2 separate regions of the Mus musculus genome follow, and region 1 is linked to region 2. The links are chromatin loops, found by intact Hi-C in ENCODE. Cell type or tissue: left cerebral cortex. All regions are shown on one strand. Each heading gives the region's core, and the rest is flanking DNA. Links, peaks and the distances in the headings are about the cores only.

Region 1 (10,981 bases), core at 3,531-7,530, 62 kb before region 2:
GTGTGGTGTGTGAGTGTGTCTTTAAATGACTTTAACCCCCATTTCATGATAGGAGAAAGAAAACAGAGTCAAAGTAAAATATTTGAAACAGTAGACTTTTAGCTTAGGTTAAGTCAACATTTTAAAACTATATACTATAGGTATAGATTTTTAGAAGAATTATTGTTCAAAACATGTTTGAGTTCATTGCCAATTTGATGGCCTGATAAGCGGCACAGGAAAAACAGAAAGGGCTCCGAGAAGGCGGAAACCAGTGTCAAGTATCTGGGAAATAAAAGCAGGAAGCTCCAGGAACTTGGCCTCAGACCAGTTAGAGAGAACAGTCGCTTGAAAACCACTCACGTTACCTGCATTCTGGCTGGGAGACATCATACAGTGACCTACCCTTCTGGGAGTTGTGGGTTCTCCTGCTCTTCAAGGAGATAGGAGGAAGTCCTGATTAAAGATGTTGTATCCCTTGCTAAGAGAAGCGTGGTAGGTAGGTAAAGAGGGAAGTTTTCTTCCACTGCACTGGGAATGACCACAGGAAGGACTTAGTGTCATGTGAACTTTCATTTTAACATTCGAGCAGTGCTTCCCAGGCACGTTCCATAGGCAAGGACTCTTTTGAGGTCCTGTGCCATTCAATGATTCTTCCCTTTCTTTTGTTCGGTCTTAACCTCTTTAAGAACATACACAACTACATTTTCCAGTCCTCTCTTATGTCCTAAGATGTGCTCAATTCTACCAACTCCCTGCCCATCCTTGTCTAACCCTCGTGTTAAAGCAACACTGGGCGTAGCAGAGAAGGTTTTTGCTTCACATGTAATATGTCTTATTTTAAAATGAACACACTGTGCGTTTTAAGAATACATCAGTTATTGTTGCTAAAAGACGAAATGCATCCTGGCCTCAAGCTAGGGAAGGGGTGCTCTTTCAGAACCAGCTTTCAACTTTCTGTTTGTACCTCCAGGAAGTGCTAACCAGATGCTGATCTAATGCCTGGCTTCAGCAGGTTTAGGGTTTTTTTTTCTCCCCTGAGTGGCTCTGGGCAGCCCCTCCTGTGTGTGTGGTTTCTAACTTGGCTGGAGATGACCTCTCAGGTTTTCCCAGGGTTCAGCGTGGGCTCTGTCACACGTTGCTGCTGAGTGGCTGCCTGGCCCAGCTGTGTCCAGCTGAACCCTAGCCCTACACACACACGCACACACACACAAAAAAAAAAAAAAACATTTTCTTCTATAGAATCCCAGCCCTCTGAGTGGCCACAGGGACAGCTAGGTGACATGAGCACTTGCTGAGATTCCCCCAGAGGGAAGTGGGAGGTGGTTCTTCAGTGCCTGAGAACAGACCGGCTGCTCTGAGCTGGGTCATCTCCACCAACCAGAGGGTGTGGACCATCCCAGGTTTCCTGAGCCACTCGCCGTTCAAATGTGTGCCCCATTCGTTAGTGTCATTCTTATTCCCAGGCCATTATCTGGTACCGTGGACACTTCACCCAAGTCAGGTGAAGTGTCCACAGTCTTTTTACTAGAGAGAGGAGGGGAGTCTATGAGAGGAAGCTCAAGCATGATTTTATGAGCACAGTGGCTTTAATGTGAATCTGCCTTCTGTCAAAAGCTGATGGTTTCAAGTGTCCGTATGGCCTGTCAGGGTAGGGAAGGATTTTTTGGTAGACTTATTTTATGCTTTTCCAGGCTTGCAGTATTGCATGTTTATTAGTATCTTGGTTAAGAGGTCATCTGGGAGGAACAGTTCCTTAAATATAGGTTTTCTTTCTCCTTCTCCTCTCCTCTCCCCTCCCTCCTTCTTTCCTTCCCTCCTTCCTTTTGTTCCTACTTTTTTTTTTTTGGAATGAAAATGGAAAGATCTTTGTGAATGAAAGGGACAAAGTTGAATGCATACAACTCCACACAGATGTGCCCCCCTCAGCTCCCAGTAAGAAGCTAGTTTCTCCCACTTGCAGCTGAAAGTCACCAGGATCAACCTTCTGTGGAGCGTGAGGGTGACTTCGTTCGTCCTTTTCCAGGATTGATCATCCCATCGTGTTCTTTCCAGGCTTGTGTTCGCCTCAGAACCCCAGCCTCACGTTTCGCTTTTTTTTAATACACTTTCTTACCATCTAGGAAGATGTTCACCCAGGCAGTGACATACTCAGGACAGCCAGATGCAAATGGAATGGCGCTGAGCGTGGGAGCTGAGGGAGATAGACATTCATGAGCAACAAAAATCAATTGGACGGAGTTTTAATTAGTTGCAAAGCCCTTCTGTGACTCATAGACAGGCTGTTTACCTCTAGATCTGATGTCTCTGTTCCTTGTGAAATGTGCGACTTTCTCAAGAAAGTCATTTCAGGGTTCATTAACATTCAACCTTTGGTTTAAAAAAGTTTAGAAATGTCCTACTCATAAAATTTGACACATCCCCTAGTACTTATTGACTGCTGCCACGCATAGGGTAGTAGCCTGGGCACTCAGATAATCTCTTTGGGTATGGGGTTCCTCTTGTAATGGTGTATGGGCGCTAAGACAAGAAGAGCAGCCCACATAAGCTGCTCCTGCTGCTGGAGTCCTGGGCATTGTCTTTTCTATGGCACCTTCCTGCTTTTGATTTGTGACCCCTGTTGCTCAGTGTTTTTTGCATCAGGAGGAAGTGATGCAGTAAGTGGTGACTGCAGAGCTGGGGAGGGAAGAGATTAACACAAGATGAATTAATGTGTGTGTGGTTTTCAGGGGCTGGACTGTTCCTCTGAATCAAGGATGTATTCTTTGTTTCTGGCTGACGACTTCCTAGTTTTCCAGCGGGTAGGGGAACCTTTTATTCTTTTCTCTGTCGCTGGAAGTCTTTTTTTTTTTTAATTTTTTTAATTTCCCGAAAAGCAAGTACAGTGTTTTCTGCTTATCAGCGGCCTTTCTTTTCCTGTTCCAATAACAAGAGAACAATAGAGGAATTTAATAATGTTTAAAGATTGATACCACTTTCGCCCAATGTATCCATATATTTGTCTGCAGATAAAAATTGAGGTTTTATGAAACAGAGGAAAGCATTTTGCTGGTAATATGAACCAAGAGCGTCATCTATGTCTCTCCATCCCCCCCTTTCCTTTCCCTTTCATCTAGTTCAGAGAATGAAATGGGTTTTATTTTTCTCTTTAAAAAAAAAATGTGTTCAGGATATCTGCTGTTAAAAGAACAGAAATTAATAAGATTGGTAAGTACACTGGTTGAGCTCTGCCAGAAGGGTCTGTAGTGGCATCTAGAAGACCTCCTAGTTTCATTTAATGTATTTATATTATATTATATTCTATTATATTATATTATATTATATGAGAGATTCTTATTTACTGTTCATAGACTTTTTAAAATACCAGCAATGTGTGTCTTTTCAACAGTGGATGAAAAGGCCACGAATGAGAGTTTTGGTGCAGTTTGTAGTGTGTGTGGCCTTTCAGATGATTCCTGCAAATTGTGTGTGTGTGTGTGTGTGTGTGTGTGTGTGTGTGTGTGTGTGTGTGTGTGTATGTGTGTGTGTGTATGTGTGTGTGTGTGTGTGTGTGTGTGTATGTGTGTGTGTGTCTGTGTGTGTGTGTGTATGTGTGTGTGTGTGTGTGTATGTGTGTGTGTGTGTGTGTATGTGTGTGTGTGTGTGTGTGTGTGTGTGTGTGTGTGTGTATGTGTGTGTATGTGTGTGTGTGTGTATGTGTGTGTGTGTGTGTGTGTGTTGACCTGTCTCTTTTTGGTCATTCTAGGAGCTTTGACCTCAAGGGACCTTACACCATTCTCTGGTGTGTGAAACGGAAACTTAGGTTCTCGGTTGTGTCTGATCCCAGGGCTTGGTAAGCAGTCAGGGTTTTAACCGGCCTAACTACTTCCCACATGACATTTACAGCAATATTTCTCTCTGCTTTACCGAAGAGAAAGTAAGATTTACACTTTCTTAGTACCTGTTGGCCCTCTGCTCGCTAATCAGACTGGAATCTTCTAAATGCTTTCCTGTTGAGAGCCAGCTTGTCTCTGTCCATCAGGAATGTTGCAAATGGAATTAGGCTGTGGTCTTGTTATATATCTTAGCATGATGTGTGACTCAAAAATGTTATCTGCATGTTCCTTTATGCCTCTCTGACTGGACCCATGTCTGCTAAATGCCTCTGGGAAGTTTTTTGTTTTTGTTTTTGTTTTGTTTTGTTTTTCTACATCAAGGATTAACATGTGTAATCATATGTGTATATATGACTAATAGGTAATACTTGGCAATCAGCGTGTCTGTCTCATTAGTTCTGCTGTGTGTGTGTGTGCACATCCACATATGTGCTGTTAAATATAACAAAGCTGGTAATGGTGTTACAGTCCCTGGTTACAAGTTTCCTGAAAGCTTTGCTCCTCTTTGATGGCCGTGGATTCCCTGGCTATACAGACATTCCAGCCATTCTTTCTAAGAGCCGGTGTGATTTTTATACGCTTTGTAAACATCTGTGGGAGAAAAGAACAAGCTATAACTCTTCAAATAAATATTATTCAACCTCCTTCCACTTTCATTTCCCTTATCACTGGGACAACCACACCCAAGTTTGCTATTAAACTATGTTGTCTATCAGCTTCCCACATGCCAACAAAGCAAAGGAAACACAACAGATAAAGTTGAATACTGTCTTCCTTCTGTTGACATTTCTACAGCAACAAGTCAGAAAGTTTGTCTCCTCTGAATAGGCAAGAGGTGTCATGGGTCAGGATCAGATGGCATACCCACTGGTAACCATGAGGACTCTCAGCAGAGTTATGTAGAACATTCTGGAATTCTGATGAATGGAAGAAGAGTGACTATTAACTTACAAACTGCTTGCTTCATTTTTCTATCTATGGAGAGGAAAAAATGGAGGCACAGGTAAAGCTGTCGTGGGATGTCAGGTCTCCAACTGTCAGAGTCAAGGCCATTTCAGCTCTCCCTGTGTCAGCGGTTCTCAGCCCTCTGGGTCACAACCCTTTTGTGTGTGTGTGGGGGGGGGGGGCGTCTAATGACTTTCAAAGGAATCTACTAAGACCATCATCAGAAAATAGATCTCTATATTACAATTCTTAGCAGTAGCAAGATTAGTTACAAAGTAGTAATGAGACTATGGCTGGAGTCCCCTGTGGTCTTACAGTCCCTGGTTACAAGTTTCCTGAAGGCCTTGCTCCTCTTTGATGGCTATGGATGCCCTTCTAACCTCTGGCCATAAAGACTATGGTTGGGAGTCACCGCAGCATGAGGAACTGTGTTAAAGGACCCTAGCTTAGGGAAGTTGAGGACCACTGCTCTAAGTGAAACTTTGTCTTGGAGAAGCTCCTGTATTTGGCCATTCTTGTGGTGGGAGGATTTTGCTGAATTTTATGGCACTGAAGTCTTCACTGCATGTTAGAGCTGTATACAAAATCCCGAGGGGACTTCGATGCTTCATGCTTTTTACTGTCAGTTCTCCAGTAACAAGCCCAGCAAGATTTCTTTTATTATTATTTTTTTTTGGCCACTCCTCTCCTCCAAAGTTCCTTCTGTTTCAGATTTGTTTCCGAAAAATCCATTACAACTCATAGCAGCAAATGGCGTGACTCGCTCCCTCCATGACCATTTGTTTATGATCATGGCTGATTTGCTACAAAGAGCAAGACAGTGGATACAGCGTGTGTTATTTACTATCATCTGATGCATGATAAAAATAAAAAAAAAGTGAGAGAATGTTCCCAAAGTGTTAGAAATCACAATGCGTAGACACACTGCAGCATAAGGAGGCAGTAAATGTGAATTGGGCACAAGAATGACTTCCTTCGCCCACTGGCACTTTAAAGGGACTTGGACTATCAGTTAAGAAAAAAAGCACTAGGATTTTAAATAAGCTGAGCTTGGAAGTAATGTTCGGATTTTCCGTATATGCTGCTGAATAAACTCTAGTGTGTTAAATGTCAGTTAAATGTGTGTCGCCAGCATACCTAATAAAAAGAGAGGATGACCAAAAAAAAAAAAAAAAATCTACCCAAGGCTTTAAGATCCCGGGGCCCTTTAATGTGCTTTTGACCTTCAGTTAACGGACATAGTCCCAGAGCAGAGGAAATGCCTTAAATTCTAGCATCTGCGTTTGTTTCTGTATCCTTTTGGCACCATTACAACAGCAGGGCTTTTCTTTCCTTTTCATTTTTTTTTCCACACAGTACAGTCAACACAGGTTTTTCAAACAAGTTGGAAAGGACAGGGCAGTCACGGGGCCAAAAGCAACGTCCCTGCCCAGTGCTGGGTGGCAGGGCCTGATTGAATGGCTTTGCTGTTTCAAGGAAGTCTAGAACCGAAAAACCAACCAACAGGAGCCCACACAAACCCAAACTTCAGACAAAATTAGATACCTAGGTGTGTGTGTCTAAATACACCTACGTGGAGCCAGTGCGGGATAGGGTGAATGCTGTCTTATGTTTGGACCTGTTGAATCTTTGTCAGGTGTGACCGGGTTATTCCATTTCATGTGGTTTTTGGATACTCCCTTGGATTTCCAGCTGTTTGAAGATTATTTCTTCAAGGGCTCTTTTTTTTTTTCTGTAGTTGAGAAAATAAGTTGGTTTCCATTGAAGTCCTTGTAAAGTGTGTGTATTCAGACAGGCAGTGTTTCCTTTCAGCTCCCTTAGAATTTCAGCCAGTCTGTCCTTTATCCTTAGTAAAAGGTCACTTAAGCCTTTGAGATAGACCAGTGAGACCCGATTCTCTTTCCATTAGTAAAAAATTCAAAACAAATAATTGGAAGTATGTGTGCATTATCCTGAATTCCCAGCTTCGCACCTTGGGGATTTGTGTGTGTGTGTGATGTTTTCTTCGACGTTGAATAGCGTAACACGGCATCTCTGACCTAGATGGCTTTTGTGGGACCTTCCTTTGGTAGAGCATTTTCATGCTTTCCATGTCCGTAGTGTTTCATTGGTTTGTGATGTGCTGACATAGAGGACTTAGGGGAAGTAACGTGTGCATGGATGCTTACGAGCAAGATTCTGAAAAGTAGCCCTTGAAAGTTGTTTTCCAAAGGTAACTGACTCAGAAAAGCTTTTGTCTGAAGTCATAGTCCCCAGTGTGTTCATTTTTTCATTCATCTGCTCTTCATTCATTCATTCATTCATTCATTCCCCAGTGTGTTCATTCACTCACTCACTCACTCACTCACTCACTCACTCACTCACTGATACCTGTTGCAGACTTGCTGTGTGCCACACAGCTCAAGATGAACAAGGTGGGCAAGGCAGTGTCCCTCCCAGTCCTGTGGTTGCATGGAGCATGAGCAGAATCATAGAGTGGGAGCTGATTCCCAGGGTTCTGAGACGGAGACAGGATACTCAGAGAAAGCTGTATCTGCAGAGATGGCTTTGTGAGTTGGACTAAAGGGAGAAAGGTGTTACCTGGCCCACGAGCCTAGAGGAGGGGATGGAGAGAGACAGCTCTGCCATGAGGAATACTTCTGCTCTTGTCAGAGGTCCTCCAGGCACCCACATTGAGTAGCTCACAACTACCTGACTCCAGATCCAAGGGTCTCAGATACCTGTGCACATGCCCACACATATACATATACATATACATATACATATACATATACATATACATATACATATACATCATATAAATCTACATAAACATATACATATCCTCAAACGTAAATCTTATAAAACAAAACATACAAACGAAAATCTGTGCCAGGCGCAGTGGTGCACATCTTTAATTCCAGAGCTTGGAAGGCCAGTGGATTTCTATGAGTTTGAGGCTAGCCTGGTTCAAATCGCAAGATTCAGGCCAACTAAGACTGTAATAGCGAGATCCTTTCTCAATAAAGCAAAACAAAGCCAAAGTTAAAAATTAATCATAGCAGCAATTATACTAAACAATAAATAAATAACAAGCCCGGAGAGACACCTGTAAGTGATCTTACTGTGGGAGAAAATCGCCTAACATGGGAGTCACAAGAATTGGGTGGCAGGAGAGGTTAGGAAAGAACTCCGTCACACAGACTGTAAAGTAATAACTTTTGATTTTTACCCACAATGCACTAGGAATCTGTAACAGTGCTTTAAGCTTCAGCTGTGATAGAAGGAAGTGCTATTTATGAAATCAACTCTGGCCACTCTGAAAAAAAGCTGATTTTCCCTGGGGGCTGCAGGATTATTGGGGGAATTCTTTTCAACACTGAAGGAGAATCCTGGTGGCCAGACCAGGGTGTTGATGGAAGAGGCAGAGAGAAGGGTGTGGATCCTTGTGTCCTGGAAATACTCTGCTGGAGTCCTGGGGGTCAGGTTAGGAGATGGATTTGGAAATGATCACCAGCTTTCTACCTTGAGTCGTGGGTACCCTTTCCCATATGAGGAGGGATGGAGGGTTAAAGTGAGCCTTTGGAATCTGCTGAACTGTATCAAGGTAGAGAAGTTTTTGCAACCCTTTCTTCCTGTGTGGATGGTGTTTGGAAGGTAAGGGAACCCAGGTACCCCCCCCCCCCCCGATCTTTGAAGAATGATTGTTATTCTTCCCTAGGGACATCAGCAAAATTCATATCCCAATTTGCTTGGCTTCTCTCTAAAATTATTCACAAAATCTTTAAGTTTTCTCCCAGGAGCATCTACTGTTTCAGGCATGATTATGTGAGTGTTGGAATCCCTGGAGAACCAGGGCCCGCTGAGGCAGATACAAGTTGATTTGTGTTGTAGCTCATGCATATTCCACACCACGCAGAGCCTCTCCATCCCGGCCCTCCAGTCCCTAGCTGAGAGTACACCCTTGAGTGTGCTGGAACTTGGTTCTGTGTTCAGGCTCCTCGACATCCCCCGTTACACTTTATTCTCCTTGCTGTCACCCTGGAAGCTGAGGCCGGTGCCTTGCAGGTAGAAAAATTACTAACAATGAGTCAGGGTTGGGGAGATCGAAACCAAGTTAGGAAAGAGAAGTCACGATGACATGAAAATCTGAATCAGACCTTAGGTTATAGCCATCACGGAGGATTAGGAGAAAGATAACGTGCAGCACAGGGAATGCAAGGTTGTCCCAATCACGAACACTAAGGACGTGCTGTACATAGATGGCAGTGAGCATTCTAAAGCTTAAAATTCATTTGCTGTCTAGAAGAAGGCAAGGTTTTGTGAGTGCTAAGCACCCTTGAGCAGAAACATTGTGGCTGGAGAGTCCCTGTTGATAGGAAATGAGGCACTAACTACCATTAGTAACTTTGTATTTGTATCCTGAAAAGAAAAGGCATAGCAGGTCTTCTCTTTCTTTCTCTTTCTCTTTCTCTTTCTCTTTCTCTTTCTCTTTCTCTTTCTCTTTCTCTTTCTCTTTCTCTTTCTCTTTCTCTTTCTCTTTCTCTCCCTCCCTCCCTCCCTCCCTCCCTCCCTCCTTCCTTCCTTCCTTCCTTCCTTCTTTCCTTCCTTCCTCTGTATTTGGGTTTACTTGTGCCTTTGTTTTATTTAAGCTCAACATTTTGGCTCTGGTAATTTTTTTTTTCATATCGCTACTGCCAGCTTTTTTTAAGATACAGAAGGAAAATAATATCTGCTGTTTGTAGTTGAAAGAAACCCTGGCATGAATTCCTCTAGAAACTTAAGAGAGAAATTATTAGCCATATCCAGACAGTAGCAAACTGGCTCAGATTCTCCCTCCCCTGAGCATTCCTGATTAATGGGGGAATCTGTTCTGTGGTCAAAAAGCCTCCTTCTCAAGCCCAGGGTGTCCTGGCTGCAGACATGACCAGCTGAGCAGCTGCAGACACAGCCAGGGCTGGACTTGGGACGCTCCGCCACCGCCACCAAGTGCGGAAGATGATGGACAGGAGCTGGGAGGAAGGAGCATCCCGAACGGTGCAGCTGTATCACCTGGTAACCATGGTAACCTCCCAGTGGAGCCCCTCAGCGGTGGCGCTTGCTGCTCTTGGGAGCCTGTGTGGGCTGTGCAGTGGGGCTCTTTCCTTCCTGCATTCTGACTTTTATCCAGGTCACTTTCACTTCTGTGTCTTTAGAGGTTGGCTTGCTCTAAGCTCCTCTTGATATCTGTTCCACTTCCCCACCTCTCCCACTATACCACTCTCTTCTATTTGCCTCTGCCGGGCTTCTCTTCAACTTTCCTCGCCCCTGTACACAGAAACAGCCTATTGGCCTCTTTCCAGCAATAATAACCCACTATTTATTATTATTATTATTATTATTATTATTATTATTATTGCCAACTTAAAACATTGCTCAGTTTAACAGTGTAGAGTTTGTGGCAGCACTGATGGCCTGAAGATAAAAAATATTATCATAAGAGATGGTTCATCCCTATCTTCTGGTAAGTTTCCCCTGATTGCATTGATTTCAGAGGTCTCTTATCTCAGTGTCTGGGAGTCTTGTAGGTGTCTCCATGCTGAAGGACTGTCTACTGCTACTGCATCTGTGAGGCCCTTAAAACAATACCTAGATCTACAGGAAGTCAGTGATAGGTAAAGCCTTAACCAAAGAATTTTAGTGTAGCAAAAGATTCAGCAGTAAAAGACAGGACTCCAATTTGAGGTACGCCCAGCATTCTTGAGGAGGCTTTGGAGCCATTAGCTAGACTAGGTCAGTGGAATGAAATTAGCATTGTGTTAGTTTCAAAAAGCCCACAAGAGTGCTAAGGAAGGAGTCTCAGTCTGACTGAGGAGATGGAAGATAGCCTTGGCTCTCAGAGAAGGTAGCAGTTTACTTGACTCTAAGGAGGACAGGATTTTAAAGATAGCATAGGGGCTGGAGAGATGGCTCAGCAGTTAAGAGCACTGACTGCTCTTCCAGAGGTCCTGAGTTCAATTCCCAGCAACCACATGGTGGCTCACAACCATCTGTAATGGGATCCGATGCCCTCTTCTGGTTTGTCTGAAGAGAGTGACAGTATATTCACATACCTAAAATAAATAAATCTTAAAAAAAAAATGGCATAGGACAGAGCACCATCCAGAAAGAACATGGAGACAGTGATAGTCTCTAGAGGAAAGCCCTGGGGAAATGGGGGTCAC
Region 2 (10,981 bases), core at 4,106-8,105:
TCAAGTGTATGACTGGGTGGTAAACAGCCAGCCACCTCCTTCAAGAAACAACTGTATCTGCTCGGGCTCCCAGACAAATGCTTTATCAGCCTGCTGACCTCACAGGTGCACGTGCCTGTCTGCTCTAAGGTGTCCTATCTTCCCAGTCATCTTAGGAATGGCCCACCTCTCAGTACATAGGCTCTGGCTGTTGAGACACAGGGTATAGAATGCGGAAGTGAACAGCGGCCAAGCGTACTGCTTCCCAGTGTGTACGCCAGGCACGTAGAGAAATACATTAGGTTTGAAGGACAGCATCAGCAGCTAGTTTTTCCAGCGTGACTTAGTTTAATTTGTTCCCCAAGTAAGTCAGTAAAGTTCGCTGTGGTATTACGGTATTAGGAACATACTAATATTTAATATGTTTACCTTGAGGTCAATCTATACTTAACAATGTAAGAGTCTACTACCGGAATAAAAGAAAGAGAGCCTTGATTTCTCCAGCGTGCCAAGAGTGGTGGAAGGTGGGAGAGACAAAAGAGGGTCCCTTGTGTGCATATGATTAACCCAGAGCAATCTAAGGTGAATATGGGATAAATTCATAAGAAGAGGGCAGGAGGCAGTGTGACTTGTGGTTTTAGCCTGTCATTTGTACCATTTGAGACATCTGCCCGTCCCTGTGATGCTATATGAAAGAAGAGCATTGCAATGAACAGTAATGGCTAAGGATCTTGACTAAGTCAAGTCACTCATAGGAAAGATACACCCCAAACCAGCTTTCTTATCATGTAAGATGTTGGCCTACAAACCCAACCTGCAACCCGCTATTAAAGAAAGCAGTTACTAAAGACATTAAGAACCCCCAGTCTGGGTGGTAGGCCAAGCTCATCATGTCTTCCAGTAAAGAAATAGAGAGAATCCAGTGCATAGACAGACAGACTGACTGACTGACGGACTGACTGACTGTTTGGTGTGTATTTACTGTGCACTCCTATTGTTCCCCAGGGCCTTAGTAAGCTAGTGATCATGAGGGGCTTTTGTGCCTTCTTTTAAGTATTGACCATTTCCTTGGCTTACCCCAGCATAGTCCTAAGCATCCAAAAGACAAGGTTTGTTTATCCTTCGGTTACTTGGAAGTCTTTATGTCTGCTCTTTTAATTACATCAGTCTAATTATGAGGGATGTATCAGTGAATTAGAGGGGCATTTTTGGAGTTGTCCATCCGCCTCCATCTGTCACCCCTTTGCTCTGTGTTTTCTGTCCATTGATTTCTTGCGCAGGTCACCCCACAGTGGAAAAGGCTGAGCTCAACTAAGAGGCTGAAGAAAAGATGAGACAGGAGTTAACCTGGGCTAGACTAGGTGGGGAGAGGGGTGCCCCCGTCACATTGGCTCTGAAGTTCTGTCTGTCATCATTTCCCTTTGACATTGATCTGTCAATCAGTGTGATTTGGCAGGGACTGGAGTTTTCAAACCATCTATATTATGGCTCTCTCTCTCTCTCTCTCTCTCTCTCTCTCTCAAGAGCTGCGGACTGTTTGATGGAAGAGTAGGTTACACATAAACACATAGAGAAAGTCACTGAAAGACACTTCCACACTGAGGAGAACAAGTGCCACCTGGTACTGCTTCTGCTCCACATCGGCCTATGCCACTCTTTCTAGAGAGGCGTGGCCTCGCTCCTCACCATTCGAAGGTTCACATCCTCCTCATCAAGAGATGAAGAAGTAATCGGGCATTGCTCCTTGCATTATACACTTGTTTCAAACGTTCTTATTAATTTCTTCTCAGCAACAGAGGCTTCGTTTTGCTGATTTGGTTTCTTTCAATCCAGAAAGGCTTAGCCTAAAGGTAGCTCCCTGAGCTGTACTTTTGGAGACTCTCCAGCTCTTTGAAGCTTGGCCCGCCTACCCGCCACCATCCTGATCTGTGCTTTAGCTGGTTGGCTAAACTGACCCCATCCTCCTGTCAATCAAGTCTCTATTGTATAAATGTCTACACGCCTCGCCACCACGAGAGCAGATCATGCAGCAGCTTTGGGCTTCACCAGCATCTCTGGCCTTCCTTGTTCAAATACTGGATGGAGATTTGTGGCTTCGCCCCTATGGCGTACATGGTTGATTAACTCAGCTAAATAATTAATATTGGTTGGCTTGCTTTATTTTTCAGCGTGCTTTGTTAGAGCACAGTACTTGCCATACTCCACAGCTAGCACATTTGGCTTAACATAGGAGTGTGAATCAGAGTTTTGTAGCCTCTTTGAATAGTTTTCATGAGCTCTTTGAGGTTTTTTTGTTTTTGTTTTTGTTTTTTTGAATCTCAGTTGACATGATTTTGGAGTCTAGAAAGAGTGCTTATTCACATAATAACTCCCTTAATAAACAGTTATGGATTGAGGTGTGAAAAAGATGTAGGAGACTATACAGGCCCGTGGTCCTGTCTTACGCACTTTTTGCTATTTGTAGTCTAGCTGTGGATGTCCTTCAAGGTCTAGATTAGATAAATAGGTAACTGCAAGCATACAGAAAAATTTTGAGCTAGCATAAGAATTCTGTTCAAAATAATACTAGTTTTTTGGGGGAGGGTAGAGGGGAGAAGTATTACATCTAAATATCACTGAAGAAAACCTGCAGATGGAATTACTTATCTTGTGGTAAATTTAGTATGTTGAGGAACTTCTCATCACAGCTGTAACTTAATGTCTTCCCTAATAGCAGTGGAAGAGTACCACTGTCTTTCTGTCCACATCCACACTTGTTACCACCTGTGTCTTGTTTTGTTCTGTTGCAGTCTTCTCAGTAGGTCGGAGATTTTTCTTTCACTTTGTATTCTTCCAATAACTGACAGCACAAGCCACATTGCATGTGTGTATCCACTGCTTTGAACTGAATCTGACCTGGAGATTCACCTTCTAGAATACTTTCCCATTCTAGTTGGGTTTTTCTACCTGGGTTATGGATTATGTTGCTCAGATGTGTCTTCCTTATCATTTAACGGAGCCATCCCCACACTGGTGACTGTCATCTTTTTTTTTCCTGACAGAAACCTTGGAAACATAGGCATAGCCCGAGTCTAATGGACTGTAGCCATTTCTTGTGCAGTCTTTTGGTGTCAAATCCAAGAAGCCATTGCGTCTTCCAGGACCACAAAGAGTCATTTCTGTCTTTTCTAAGAAGGCCATAATTGTGACTTAGATTTAGGCCACAGTGCTCAGATTCATTTTCAGTTAGTTTTGTATATGTAAGACGGGTGTTTCATTTCTGATAGTATAGGTCTACTTGTGCATTTGATGGTACCTGTCAACTCCAGTACTTCTGTGTTTGGCAAGATGTATTAAAATATAAAAAGTGAGAAAGGTGAATCACCCTTTGTAGCCTCTTTGAATAGTTCTCCTGAGGGTTTTGGAATCCCAGTTGACATGATTTTAGAGTCTAGAAAGAGTGTTCATTCCTATAGTAACTCACTTAATAATCTGTTATTGATGAGAGGCAGAGAAGATGAGGAGACTGATGGCCATCCCTCAGCCTGCGACTATGGAGTTGTCTTTCCGCCATTTTTCTCTTTCTACTCACCAAATGGCCCTGGCAGTATTCTCAAAAACCTGTGTACTGAGAGTTCATTTCTGAGTTCTAAACTCCACACGTGTCATGCGTATCTTTACACTGGCACCACACTGTCTTGGTCACTCCATCATTGGGTCACCTTTGGAAATCAAGAGGTGTGAATCCTTCAACTTCCTTTTTCCTTTAATCATTATTTTGTAAATTCCTAATTATGTTTCCATAAGAGTTTATGAAAGCAGAGTCAAGTTAAACACAAGAATGCGGTAGGATTTTGATACGGTTGGCATTGGGTATTCTATTAATTTGGGGAACATTTTTATCTTAATACTGCCTTTTAATCTGTGTCTGTTTATCTAGAACTCTTTAATTTCTTTAAGGAGTGTATTCTTTAAGAAGGTTAACTTCAGAGTATAAGCACTGTACTTTTTTTGTAAATATTCTTTCTAATTCGATTGGGAAATGGGATTTTTAAACTTTATTTTATGAGTGCTTATTGAAATTGTATAGAGATCCAATTTTCATATATTGCAGTTTGTCCCTGTAACCTTGCTGAAGTCATTTATAATATCCAATAGAGTTTTCAGTGATTTTCTGTCTTCAAGATCATGTCATATACATCTAGATATAGGATTAATTTTTCTTTTCCACTCTGATGCCTTCTACTTATTTTCTTTCCTTGATTGTCTTGGCTAGAACTTCAAATATAATGTTAGTCTGATGTGCTAAGAAGAGGTATCATTGGTTTTTTTCTTGGTTCTGGGGGGAAACTTCAGTCTTTCACCATTGCTAAGTATGATGTTATTTGTGAGTCCTTATAGATTATTGTGCTGGCTTCCTTTACCCACTGTGGAAAAAAAAAACACTTAAGAAACACAGATTAAAAAGAAAAGACTTATTTTGGCTCATGGTTTCGTGTTCATTGTCTGGCTACATTGCTCTTAGGGCTATGGCAAGGCAGAAGCATCAGGACAAAGAGGCATAGCAGCCAAAGATCACGAGAGAAAGAGGACGGTCCAGGGATAAGATACACCCCTTAAAGGCATGCCCAAGTTTCTCTAGCAAAAGTCTCCACTAGTAGTTCATTTGGCAATGACCTTAATGGATTAATCAGCTGGTGAAGTTTGTGTCCTTATAAGCCATGTGCATCTCAGTAGCCAGACCTTCACTGCACAGTCCTAGGATGCTGGGAGAAATTGAGTATACAGTGCTGTTTACCAAGTTAACAATGTACAGTGCTGTTTACCAAGTTAACAATGTACAGTGCTGTTTACAGAGTTAACAAAGTTTCTTCCTATTCCTTACTCTTGAGTGTTTTGTTTTGTTTTTTTTTTGTTTTTGTTTTTTTTAATGGCAGAGTTTGGATATCCTTTGGGTATTTGTGTATTCCCCATCATTTGAGAAGGTGCTGTAGTTGAGAGTTGCGGTCCTTTATTCAGTGGACACGTCTTATGGAAATAGCTGATATTTTAATAATTAAACCCATCTTGCATTACATAATAAATGCCAGTTAGTCATGGTGTTTAATCCCATTTATATGTCATAGGATGTGGTCTGCTAGGAGGATCTTTGAGAATGTTTGTCTCATTCACAAGAGATATAACCATCTATAGATTTGTTTTCTGGTGGTGTCTTTTGTCAGGTTGGAATTGGTTTTCAGCAAAAATCTTTGGCGTTGTAAAATATCGAACTATTTTAAATATTGAATTGTTACTCTCTAGCAGAACATAGCCAAGAGACAGACGGTAGAGTGCAAGCTTTCTGCTGGTGGGCTGTGGTTTTTATTTCTGCCATTTGCTAGATATGCAATTTTTAAACAAATGATCCAGAATTCGCTTGCCTCTAAACTCATGATCGTACCTCCATCATAGGAACTGGAGACATGGCTCAGAAGTTAAGAGCACTGCTGCTCTTCCAAAGGACCCAGGTTCAATTCCCACCACACACGTGGCAGATCACATATGCCTATAACCCCAGTTCCAGGGGACCCAACACCCTAACTTAGTCATACATGCAGATGAAACACCAATTCAAATAAAAAATTAAAAATAAAGAGAGCTGTGCATCATAGCTTTGTATTGAGATTAAACAAAGTTATGGATGTTGATGGTCAAGAACTAATAATTACAAAAAACAAGGAAAGCATACCAGCCGGGCAGTGGTGGTGCATGCCTTTAGTCCCAGCACTTGGGAGGAAAAGGAAGGCAGATTTCTGAGTTTGAGGCCAGCCTGATCTACAGGGTGAGTTCCAGGACAGCCAGAGCTACACAGAGAAACCCTGTCTAGAAAAAAGAAAACAAAATAAAAAACAAACAAACAAACAAAAAGGAAAGCATACGAGAGGAACAGAAAAGCCCGCCGAAAGCCCTGACTAAACCTTTGGAAGCAGGAACCAAACCCAGTGTGGGAACAGGACGGTTATTCAAAGAGAGTTATTTAGCAGCGTAAATATGATCTTGTATACACATGAGTGTCATGGTCCTAGAGCTGCCCATTAGGTGGGAGGAAGTCAGTGTAGACCCTGACAAGCGGCATTTCAGCTCCTCTGTGTGAACAGGGTAGCTGTGTGTTTTGTTTTTATGTCACTGTGTGCTAGTCTCTCTGAGAGTTACAGTCAGTTCAGTAAAAAGTTTCCACCAAACTATAACTTCCTGCTGACAGAACTGCCTAAAGGCTGTCTCAAAGGCACACAAAGACGCCACTTAAAAAATGACCTCAAATGTGCTTTGTTTGGTTATTATTGTTAAATATAATTACATCATTTCCTCTCCTTCTTTTCGTCCTTCAAATTTCTTCCCATGTATCTCCCTTTCCACCTTTGTTCCCTCTTGAAACCATGGCCTCTTTCAAAGACAGACAGACAGACAGACAGGGAGAGAGACAGAGAAAGGGAGCATACAATATAAATACAACCAACTCAATCCACCTAGTGTTGCTCTTATGTATTTGAATTCAGAGTTAACTACGTAGCATTGGATACTCGGGGAAGATTCTTTCTCTCCTCTTAGCATCTTTGTTGTAGTGTGTGTAGTTCTTTGCGTATGGGTGGGTCCCCATGAGATACGCCCTCTCCCACATGCCTCCTCTGTTTTGACTCTTTGCAGAAACAAAGCCAGCCTGCGTGTTCAACAGCGTGGAGTATTACGACGGAGACATGTTTCGAATGGACAACTGTCGGTTCTGCCGATGCCAGGGGGGTGTCTCCATCTGCTTCACGGCGCAGTGTGGGGAACTGAACTGCGAAAGATACTATGTGCCTGAGGGGGAGTGTTGCCCTGTGTGTGAAGGTGGGTGAGCTCCCTGCAGGCTGTACAGTTCAGAGCTTTTATTTCAAAACCAGTCTAATTTAGAGGAATCTTAAAGAAGTCCCTGGGTAGTGAGTGGTCTCTTTTAGATGTTGGTAGTGACTTGGAAATACTTCCCTGAGGAAAACTCTGCTTTGAGCACAGTCCTCTGTCACAGGTTCTACAACATGACATGTCATTTCCCTGGTTGCTTTCTGTTTCTCCCACACAGTTGTAGTGGTCACTAAGTACAGGGATCACTCTTTGGTCTACACCCTGGCGTTGGAATTCCTCATCTCCTGTTCGTGGATTGCTCAGCTAGAGTTAATACAGCCATCACCGTCTGTCTAGTCCAGTCAGCTCAGACCCAGGACCCTACTGCCATTTTTCCCTGGAAAAGGGGTGTTAATTAGAGTCAAGTTGCAGATGGGTGAGGCAGCAGCAGCAGCGTCAGGACCAGGCATGTGTCACATGTGACTTCTAGGGGACGTGTTGATTCTGTATCCCTCTCTTGTTCAAGCAGTGGTATTTGCATATTCCTGCAGCAGACTCATCCCGCCTCAGCAAGTCATAAGTAGTGAAATTTCAGGCCTGCTACGTGATTTGCATCCACCACACCCCATCCCCTTAAGTACCAGAAAGCTGAAGTACATAAAAATCAAAGATAAAACTGACTTTGCAAGGATGCCAGGAGCAATGGGATGCCAAGAGCAATGGTCCAGGAATTCTTTCAGGCTCTTTCAGCCTGCGGTGTCATCTGACCACATACTGTTTTCAGATAGGGTCAGTCACTTGAACCGTGTTGTCCTGATTGTCTTTAGTCCAGAGATCTGTGACTGTCCTTCACTCACAAAGCACAAGGGCACAGTGGCCTGTTCAGTTCTATACTTTTCCCCTTAAAATCCGTTTGATGTCTGTGCTGTATTTATCATAGAGTCCTGATGTCCCGAAGTCCCTAAAGTAGGACATCTCTGTTCCTAACACCGAGAGCAGTTGTTCATAATAATGAGTCCTCTCCTTGCTCGGAAAAAAAAATATTTTAGCCAAGACAGGAGAAAAGTAGTTCAGGTTTTATGTGTCGCCGAGGATTTAAAAAAGAAAATCACTGCAGACTTTTAACTTTCCCAATTGATTGTTCTCTAACCAACCTTGGTTTGCAAAAGAGTCAGAAACTACATCACAGTTAGTGCTTTTAAAACAGATTGGAACCTCTATGTTCATAGTGTTACCGAGCTGCCTGCACAGTTATCTGATTACCTCCCCCTTCCCAGAATTCAGGACCAAGCTCAAAGCAGAGTGGCCTATGCATTGTAATATTTTCTTTGAAGGACTTGAGAAAGCCCTGGCTACCTGAGGGCTATAGACCACTTCCATCTAACTTGTGTATAAAACCCTCCGCCTCATTAGAACAAACGCTAACCTCTGAACTTGACCCGGGCTCTCTGTTCTTGTTGACGCCAGCTTTTACGTATTTTTAGTAAAAAGAATGGAGTAATCTTTCGATGGTTCTCCTTACAGGGGTACTTAGGGATATTTTTGCATCCACTATTTATGTTCTTGTCAATCATTTCAGAATATTCCTTTTTATGGTAGCCTTGTCTAATTCTGTCCTTCAACCTTGCCTGTTACTTAGCTGCCCAAATTATGGCAAGGAAAATGGTGTAAGTTCAGTCCTCCTCCGGGGGACCCCAGAGACCCATGGGATGTCCAGACCAGCCTTACCCTGCACAAGGCTGTATTGAGAACCTTATGTGTTCCTTCCCGGTATCCTTATGGACTTGTAGATATTGTCAGAGTGAGCTAACTTAGTTCCAGAAGCAACAGTACCATTCCAGTTCAGTGGACAAGCTCTTTCTGCCTTCCAGAAATCATGGTGTAAACTATTTAATACTAGCATCTCAGGAGACTTTCTCAGAATCTCAAATGGGCCTCTGTTTTCCAAGTACCCGCCCTTGTCTCTGTCCCCACTTTTTGCCCACCTGAGGAGCAATGGCACCTGCATACCTGTTTCTAGGTCACGTTCATCCTGATACTAATTTCAGGTTGAGAAGGTAGAAGTCCGTTATGACCGCTGCCTTTGGATGTCATCTCAGGGACCCCTTCGTGTTAGTCCCCGGCTTCCACTGATAGGAGATGGAATAATGTTGAGGGATGGAGACGGGAGGAAACTGTCTTCAGGTGCAGGTACAGGCAGAGGTCAGATTCGCAAGGCTTCATACCATTCTGAACTCATGCTTTGCTCTAGATCCCATCTATCCTCTTAACAACCCTGCTGGCTGCTATGCCAATGGCCAGATCCGCGCCCACGGGGACCGGTGGCGGGAAGATGACTGTACCTTCTGCCAGTGTATCAACGGAGAACCTCACTGCGTGGCCACGGCCTGCGGGCAGAGCTGCATGCACCCAGTGAAAGTGCCCGGGGAGTGTTGCCCCGTGTGTGAAGGTAAGCACTACAGTTCTAATGAGCATCTGGCACACCTCCTCCTGTTGGAAGAAGTGTTGGCCAGTATGGTCTCGTTTCCCTTTTTTATGTCCTTGGGTGTAATGTCTGCTTCGTGCCGTTACCAGTTGCAGGCAAATTTATTATGCAGCCCAAATTCGTCATTAGGGGGAAGTGTTGCAAATTTAAAATGAGAGTCACATGGGCCTTACTCTATCATTGCGTTGTGCTTGTCTGAATACATTACACAGCACAAGGATGCTTATATTTTGACTCAGTTCACTGCGAGCCTACTTAATACCCAAAGGTCAAGACAAGGAAATAAAATCAGGAGTTAGAGCTGCAACTTAGGTACCGCACGTTCAACTTGCGAAATACCACGTAGCTGAAGAATGCTGACTGCCAGGAGAAAATCCCAGCATCCCCAAAGGCAGGTCACACGGGCCTGTGCCTCATACTGAGCACACTTCTGCCTGCCTCTAAGGCTGACATGAGGCTGCTGGGTTCTCTAATTCTTTGCCTTCTAGCCTGGCTCCCCACATTTGCTGTGTCTTTTCCTGCTCAGGACGAAGTGGCTGAGGCGTGCTAGGTGCCTGTCTCTGAGCCAGCTGCTACCCAGTTCATTTTCTGTACTGTGAGAAGGTACTTTGCAGACATACTTAACTCACCATTGCCAGTCCCCATAGGAAAGGACTGTTTATGCTGACACAGCCAATGGGGGAATCCATGCTCAAGAAACAGTTTTGCATAGTAAAATAAAGGATAGAAGTCAAAATGTATGTTGAAAATGGATCCTTGTAGAATTTGTAAAACACACAGTTAAGATAGAAAATGATCTAATTAAGGTCTTTTTAGTATGAACAGTGTGTGTGTGTGTGTGTGTGTGTGTGTGTGTGTGTGTGTGTGTGTTAATAGGGGAAACTCCTCCAATGAGGGCTGAGTAACGCACTGATCTATGGGCACAGCAACATATCATCAGGAGTCATTCATTGGATTGCTGTGTTCCTTCAACAGGATAATAGTACTAGGTTTGTCCCCTAGGCCCATGACATATGGTATCAAGAAATCCTTTGGTAGTATCTGAATTTTAGTAAATTAAGCATCAGTTTAGTGAATGGAGTCATTAGCCTTAGAAGGACTAGATTTGCTTAAGACCTTAAAAATCATGGGTTTTGTCTTGTTTTAAAAAAGAATGGAAGCTGGAGGACTCTTGAATTGTTGACATCGCCAGCCCTGCCACTGTTACCTACACAAAGTACAGCGGCCAACCCTCTGACTCTATAGCTTCCAGGAGACAGATTTGCGCGGACCTCCCCCCTCCCCCACCCCCCACACACACAGCATTTTGAAGCTACAAAGAGGAACGTGTGCAAAGATGTACTGTTAGACTGGGCTAATGTGGAAGTGCCCAATCCTAAGAACTAAGGCCAGTCTGTTGTCAACCTGGACTATTTATATCCCAGAGATAAAGATGGCAAAACAAAAACCATAATCGCATAGCCCAGTTTTCCAAAAAAAAACAGCCTTTCTAGCTTCAAGTGGCACTGCCTAGATCCAAAATGAAACTTGTAGAGTTTTTTACCGGGGGTGGGGAAGGTGTTCCCAACAAAAGTAAGTGGACACAGCCACCAGAATATGTGTGCAGTTGATCTTTTAGTCTTGGGTTGTAGGTGCCTGACTGGCCACTGTTGGGGGGGGGGGGGGGGTCACTTCCTGTTT

Evidence for each region. Peaks named below come from ENCODE experiments on the same cell type or tissue, not always from the same donor. Only the 100,000 strongest peaks of a DNase experiment are listed, where the experiment ranks them.
Region 1: it touches region 2 in a loop (2.1-fold over the local background); 1 of 42 quality-filtered maps calls a loop at or near these places.

The regions. Positions count from the first base shown.
Region 1 is chr17:78,244,605-78,255,585 of GRCm38, forward strand. The region is part of intron 2 of Crim1 (cysteine rich transmembrane BMP regulator 1 (chordin like)); the gene reads left to right. Among named protein-coding and RNA genes, the nearest start is that of Gm41620, 31 kb to the right of the region's middle. In left cerebral cortex, for the core only: no CTCF peak of the experiment used is centred there; a DNase peak (open chromatin) is centred at 5,778.
Region 2 is chr17:78,306,482-78,317,462 of GRCm38, forward strand. It overlaps Crim1 (cysteine rich transmembrane BMP regulator 1 (chordin like)), which reads left to right. Exons shown (of 17, transcript NM_015800.3): 6 at 6,643-6,825; 7 at 9,068-9,265. Among named protein-coding and RNA genes, the nearest start is that of Gm52306, 23 kb to the right of the region's middle. In left cerebral cortex, for the core only: a CTCF peak has its summit at 6,469; DNase peaks (open chromatin) are centred at 6,725 and 7,354.